2 separate regions of the Homo sapiens genome follow, and region 2 is linked to region 1. The links are chromatin contacts, found by Hi-C or POLR2A ChIA-PET in ENCODE. All regions are on one chromosome and are shown on one strand. The core of a region is the stretch at or near the end of the contact, and the rest is flanking DNA. Distances in the headings are between cores, read along the strand shown.

Region 1 (3,380 bases), core at 419-2,918:
CCTTCTCAGAGTTTATTGAAGGTGGAGCTGCGAGGAGCACACAGGACCACAGACCCCCTCACCCAGCTGCCCCAGGGTGGGACTCCAGGTACCCTGGACATGGGACAAGCCGAGGCTGGCTCCTGGGGTGCAGGTGTCACTCAGTAGCCCCGGTCCCTGCAAACATCCAAGGCACGTCCCTAGCTCCTGCCCTGCCCATGCACAGACCAGGGTGGGAGGTGGACCATGGCCCTGCTCCCGTGGCCGGATATGCAGGGCTGGCAGGGAGAGGAGCAGGGTGGGACGCCAGGCAGACAACCCCTCCCCAGGCGGAGGAGGGTCCCCGGATCAGGGTGAGAAGCAAAATCCCTGCTGGGGTGGGCAGTGTGGGGCAGGAATGGGCAGGGACCTGGGTAGAGGCAGGGACTTTACCCCCAGCTCAGGCCCCTCTTGGCCAGCTCCACCTGGGCCAGGCAGTGGTCACTCAGCACGCGCACCCTGGTGGTGGCGCCCAGCGGCCTCTGACGGCATGGGAACTGTAGCACCTTGTGCTCCGGGGCGTAGACGTGGAAGTGCTCCGCGTCCCAGCTGACCTCTATCTGGGCAGGCTGGGGCCAGTGACCTCAGTGCCAGCCCCCAGGGCCTGGGGTCTGGTCCCGCTTTTAACGGTGATGTGCCTGCCGGCCGTCTCCAGGAAGGACAGCCTGGCAGGCCCCGGGGGTCCCTTGGCTTGGAGCCCCCAGCCCAAAGTCCCCTCCTTTCTCCCAAGATGGGGTGGCTGGTAGCCAGGGTGGTGGGTACCTACTGCACACGTAGGGAAACTGAGGCCAGGGAGGCCACCCAGACCTTGCCCTGGCCCACTGACCTGTAAGCGTCCACCGTGAACCCGCTGCCCACTGGCCCCCTGTTCCCCCACGGGCCTTCCCTGCCTAGCCCAGGCCCCACCCAGGCCCCTGTCACCTCAAAGGGCTCCCCCGGGGCCAGCGGGAAGATGCTAGACACCTGCTCCGGGCCCCAGCGGCCGTACTGGAAGGCATTGCCCACCACAGTGGCGCTGGAGAACCGGGGCTTGATGTGGAAGGCAATGTCCCCCGTCTCCAACAAGAAGTTAGTCTCGAACCTGGGGCGGACATGGTGCGGGTCAAGAGCTGCAAAGAGCTGGGCCGGCCACCCAGCCCAAGGCCCAGCGAGGGGAGGGCGGTGCCGCTGACCTGTCCTCTCCAGAGTCAGCATGTCCCTGGACCAGCAGCTTCCAGCCGGGGGCCAGGCCGCCCGCACAGAAGGCTTTAGACTGAGTGGAAGAGACAGGGGGACCAGCCTCATGGGGCTGCAGCCTCCTCCCTCCCACCCCCACCCCCACCCTATCCCATCTGTCCAGGAAGGTCCCTGCCCACCCAGCCTGCCCCCAACCCAGTGCCAGACATAGGCTAAGGCTCTGTTCATCTGGTGTCTTTGTGACAGGGTGACCAGGGCTGGGGTGGGAGGGACACACCTGCCCAGCAGGCCAGCTCTGGGGGGACCTTCACCCTGACGCCCTCTCAGCCCTGAGATCTGATGAGAGGCCAGAGCCCATACCCCATCTCTGTGCAGAGAGAGCACGGGTGGCTCAGGGAGCCCCCAGCCCTGCACCGTTCTCCTTCTCCAGGTCCAGGGTCTCACCCACCTGCACTGCCATCTGCTCCCAGCCACTGTGGGAGGGCGCGGGGAGCCTGGGGTATAGATGGGGGGCTAGGGGTGGGAAGTGCCGGGGGGCTGGGGGTGGGGAGCGCCGGGGGAGGGCTGGGGGTGGGGAGCGCCGGGGTGGGGCTGGGGGTGGGGAGCGCCCGGAGTGGGGGGGCTGGGGGTGGGGAACGCCGGGCCCCACCCCCGGGTGACTTGGCAAGGTCTCTGGGCCCTTCCCAGCCCATATCTCCCTACCCCTCGGGCCTCTCCCTTCCAGCTGGTTCTCTGTGCAGGCGCAAGGGAGATGGGTCACCTGCCCCTGCTCCCCCAAGCCCTCTCCTGCCTGACTCTCACCCACTTCACTCCTTCAGGATCCAGGAAAGCAGCCACTCCTTTCTCACTGGGACGGCAAGGTCTAGGCAGGGACCCTGGCCCGGCTCTTCCTCCGGGATCACGGGCCCCTCCAGGGACTCGAACCCTCCCATCCGGCCAAGGGCAGGCTTAGGAGGGGAGGCTTGGCTGCCGACCCCTGCCCTGGCTTCCCAGGTCCCGTCTGACCACGTGGTGCTGCAGGGCCTGTCCCCCAGCCCACCCTGGCCCCCGCCGCCTGCCCCCACTGGCTCAGCCACCCCATGGGGCATACAGCAAGGATTAGGCCGGCGCTGGTCAGCGCATTCCAGGCTCTGGCAGGCGAGGGGAGGGCTTTTCCCACACCCAGGATGCTCCCCACCTCAGGCTGAGCATGGGGGGGACCAGCTGGGCCCTCAAGGAGGAAGGGAGGTGAGCAGAGAGAGTCTCAGGCTGTCGGGCAGCTTTGGGGCCTCCGAGGACGGGAACCGGCCCGAAGTGGACCTGGAGGGGGCACAGAGCCCTAGGGCTGCTGCAGGTGGGTGTGTGTGCAGCCATGTGCAGCCATGTGCAGTGCGTGTGCAGTGATCTCGTGGGTGGGTATCCTGGCTGCAGGCCGGACGATTGTGTGAGCCCATGAGTGTGCGAGGCATGGGGTGTGAGTTCCAGAGACTCTGGGTGACAGGGAGGTTTGCTGTGTCCCTGCCTGTGTGTCTGAAGAGGCCTGGCCCCCAGGATGCCCCCGCCAGGATTCTCCATTCTCACGTCTCCTGCCGCCCTGTCCCCGTGTTCGAGTGGGCCCTCCAGTCCCCCATCCGCAGGGGTCCCTTCCAGCCATTCTCTCCAAGCCCTGGCAGGGCTGACCTGGGTCCCGCCTGACCTCTCCATGGGTGCTGCCGCTGGGGCCTGTGCCCGGACGTCCTGGTAGGAGGGTGGGACTGCTGAGGCCGGGAGGGGCCTCAAGGTGGTCGTGACTGTCCGCCAGCCCCCTGGGTGGTGCAGAGCAGTGCGGAGCCTGCGGCTGTGGAGCCCGTCTCTCCTGCCTGGCTCGTAGCAGGGCTGGCCGTGGCCCTGCAGGGGGCAGCCCTGGGCAGCAGAGGATGAGCGTGCCTGCCCTCCCCGGCCACATCCGCGTCCCCATCCTGCCTGGCCGTCCTGGGGCCCAGCAAGCCGCAGGTCCCTCCTACGTGCCTCCCCCAGAAGAGCACAGAGAGGGAAGCCCTCACCACAGCAGGAAGGGGAGCCAGTGCTTCCTCCCCCTCCCTGTCCTGCCCCCAGCCCCAGGGACAGCCCTGGTTTCAGCTGCGGAGTGAGGACACAGAGCAGGACTCTGGGTACAGGACTCAGGGCCAGGGCTGTGCAGAACATAGAGGCAGGGGGCTGGAACAGGC
Region 2 (3,380 bases), core at 242-2,741, 390 kb after region 1:
GTGTGTGTGTGTGTGTGTGTGTATACATAATTTATTAATTACATATAAAAAAATCTCCTACTGGTTTTGTTTCTCTGGAGAACCCCCAACTAATACAGTACTAGTTATGCCTCTCCCAGCTAAGGTCCCAGGAAGTACAATTCTACCCATTACCCTTAAGACATCACAGATGATCGGTCAGTACTAATAAGTGCTGTACGGTTATTGGACAGATTCGAGTTAACGTATGGAGAACAGGCAGGGTGCAAAGTGCATCCTGGCGTAGACCCCAGCTCTGCCAGGCACTAGCTCTGTAGGCTCTTGAACAACTTCCTTACCTCCCTGTGCCTTGTTTTCTTTTTTTTTTTTTCCCGAGACGGAGTCTCTCTCTGTTGCCCAGGCTGGAGTGCAGTGGCAGGATCTTGGCTCACCACAACCTCCACCTCCCGGGTTTGAGCAATTCCCCTGCCTCAGCCTCCTGAGTAGCTGGGATTACAGTTGTGTGCCATCACGCCTGGCTAATTTTTGTATTTTTAGTAGAGACGGGGTTTCACTATGTTGGCCAGGCTGGTCTCGAACTCCTTACCTCACAATGCGCCCTCCTCGGCCTCCCAAAGTGCTGGGATTATAAGTGTGCGCCACCGCACCCGGCCCTTGGTTTTCTATTCTGTAAAACGGAAGTGACCCGGTGGAGATAAAGGGGTAAATGCAGAGAATGAACTCAGAACATGCCGGTCGCCTTGGCAGTGCTCGCTAAGTGTTTGCATTTTTTTCCCTCCCTGTAACCGCTAGACCACCACGGAACTTGCATTTTTTGCTACTGGATGACAGGTCTTCCTCCTCTCCCAGGGTGGCTGTCTGGCAGGTTTCCCCACTTCCTGCAGTCTTCTCTGCCCTAGGGGACCAGTAGCCATGTTTCTGCCCCAACAAGTAACCTCCTTGCCCTGTCCTGGCTCCCGGGATCCTTCCTCTGGTGGTCTGCACGGGCCACGGCGCTCAGGGTGCCGCAGCGGCAAAGTGGGCAGTGGTCGCCCGTGTTCCAGGGAAGGAGGAGGGTGAGGGCGCCTGACCTCAGAGACCCCCAGAAGGTATCTGTGGGGGCACAGATGACCAGGAGCCCTGGAGTTAGTTCCATTTGCTGGCTGTGACCTTGGAAAGCCAGCAATGATTCAGGACCGGCTGCACAATTTGTGCAAAATGAAAATGTGGGGCCTCTTGTCCAAAAAGTATTACGAATTTCAAAACAGCCACAGCAGAGCACCACGCCGAGCAAGGGCCCTTCTCAGTACAGACCCTGAGCCTCCCGAGAGTGTGAGTGCTGGGGAAATCTGGGGAAAGAGGCCAAGGCTGTCCAGAGCCGAGCCCCTCCCTGGGGATTGTGTCTGGGGCCCGCAAACTCCCCAGGCGGAGGGAAGAGCCAGTCCTCCGGAGACGCTGGGCACCGAGCCTCCTCCAGGCCCGGAGAACGAGCCTGTAGCCTGTCGCTGTTTGCTGAGGGCCCTGACCTCTGTGGGAACACACAGGAAGTGGTTCATTTTCTCCCCACCAGTGACTCACTCCCGTCAGCCCTGCCCTTTCCAATCTCTGCTTCCTGTCCCTTAGCCTCAGCTTGGGTAATTCTGGGCAATAGAAAGGCCAGTCTGGTTGAGTCTGAAACTGCCATCTCACATGCAATTTCGCACTCATCTTGTCCCCCACTGAAGGGCTGGCTTAGCCTTGGCCGGAGAGCCCTGGAGAAGGAGGGGAGAGGTCGGGGGGACTGGCTGCGGTCCTTCCTCTTTCTCCTGGCTTCTGGGGTTGGGAGGGGAAGAGGAGGAAGAGGAGGAGGAGGAGAAGGTCTGGAGTGTCGGCACAATAGTAATATCAATAACAATAGCAGCTAATATTTACTGCAAGTGGTTCTCTGGGTCTGGAGATGCTCCAAGCACTTTTCTGACCGTAAGTTATGGCATTAAGTTTTGTAACTAGGAGGTAGGTCCTGTAATAAGGTCCTGTTGTAATTCCCATTTTTCTCTGTTGAGGAAACAGGCTGAGACAAGGTAGGTAATGTGCCCAAGGCCACAAAATTAGGAGGTGGCAGAGTCAGGATTGGAACCCAAGGTCTTCCTGATTCCACATCCGTTGCCCAGTCACTCCACTGCCTCACTTTCGCAAGAGTCCATATAAAGTTCCTGAGGTTGGGGCCTGGGACCTGTGGCAAGGTAAGTGTCCAGGGATTCAGCTAAGATGAGGCTTACACTTTTTTTTTTTTTGATAGAGTCTCTCTCTGTTGCCCAGGCTGGAGTGCAGTGGCAAGATCTCAGCTCACTACAACCTCTGCCTCCTAGGTTCAAATGATTCTCCCACCTCAGCCTCCCGAGTAGTTGTGACTACAGGCATGTGCCACCACGCTTGGCTAATTTTTCTATTTTTTGGTAGAGACGGGGTTTCACTGTCGGCCAGGCTGGTCTCAAACTCCTGACCTCAAGTTATCACCCCGCCTCGGCCTCCTGAAGTGTTGGGATTACAGGCGTGAGCCACTGCGCCCGGCCTGAGATGAAGCTTATTGAGGGTACTGAGAAAGATTTTTGACTCAATTTCTGAACCTTGTGAATTCTCACAGCACTTAACAGTAAGGAATTATCTGATATTTACATGCTTGTTATCTGCTTTCCTCATTAGGATGCAAACTTCATAAAACCATTTTGTTCATCTCTTCCTGATACCTGGTATGCGCTCACTAAATGCTTGGGAACGTGAATGAATGAATGAAACGTCTTCTGACGTGATCCTTGTATCTACATCTCCTTGCTGCGGCCAAGTCTCAGGTGCACCCTGAGCTCAGTGGTGGTCTTGCCTTTGCCCAGAGTGGGATGGGGTCCAGGTGGGGTGTCCCAAGCAGCCTGAAGAACATGACTCGAAATTCCCATCTGTGACCACCAGGTGTCGCTCATGCCACACAAGGAAACCCATAGATGGCCTCTGCTGAATTAGGGGTGCAGCGGGTGGGGAAATCTCATCTGTGACCACAGATGAGTTATCCAGGCTGCCATTTGTTCTCATTAGGTCCTGGATTTCCTCCTCAGAACCAGACAGATGTGATCAGCATTGTGGGCCGAGGGCCGGCACCTCCCCACCTCCCCGGCTATGGGTAGCTGTAGGGTGTCAGGGAGGGGATGCTGGGGTTCAGGCCCCGGATTCCATCCAGCTGCAGCCGTGTCACTGCCACTCCTCCTGCCCCCAAGCTTTGGCCTTGGCTGCCCAGGTAAGGCTGGCCCGGCACAGCCATTCATCAGTGTCAGCCGCCAGATGCCCCTCACAGGGCTCCCGTCCTCCGGGAACACTCCCAGGCCCCTAGCAACAAACTCAGCTTCCTGCCCTCATGGCACCGGCATCTTCCCCACTCCTTTTGCCGGGGTCTA

Evidence for each region. Hi-C counts contacts between places; a loop is a spot of excess contacts on that map. ChIA-PET counts read pairs that join two places held with the same protein, here RNA polymerase II (POLR2A). Pooled maps may share reads with other maps.
Region 2: a loop to region 1 is called in a pooled map, with 2.9 times the contacts of the local background. The contact joins the enhancer-like site here to the promoter of GRIFIN in region 1. A Hi-C loop is called at or near these places in 1 of 50 pooled maps. POLR2A ChIA-PET finds 5 or more read pairs at or near these places in 4 of 52 experiments (AG04449, H1, activated CD4-positive, alpha-beta T cell and 1 more).

The regions. Positions count from the first base shown.
Region 1 is chr7:2,474,730-2,478,109 of GRCh38, forward strand. GRIFIN (galectin-related inter-fiber protein) reads right to left here and starts at 1,669. Exons shown (of 5, transcript NM_001394787.1): 1 at 1,643-1,669; 2 at 1,191-1,270; 3 at 940-1,099; 4 at 412-578; 5 at 1-156. The coding sequence starts at 1,654. The coding sequence ends at 141. RefSeq lists a silencer at 3,111-3,180.
Region 2 is chr7:2,862,305-2,865,684 of GRCh38, forward strand. No RefSeq gene overlaps it. Among named protein-coding and RNA genes, the nearest start is that of GNA12, 20 kb to the left of the region's middle. RefSeq lists enhancers at 110-756, 1,405-1,534 and a silencer at 2,312-2,391. Within about 2 kb of position 1,492, at least 39 of the 41 ENCODE cell types and tissues checked have a DNase peak (open chromatin) inside an H3K27ac peak, as active enhancers do.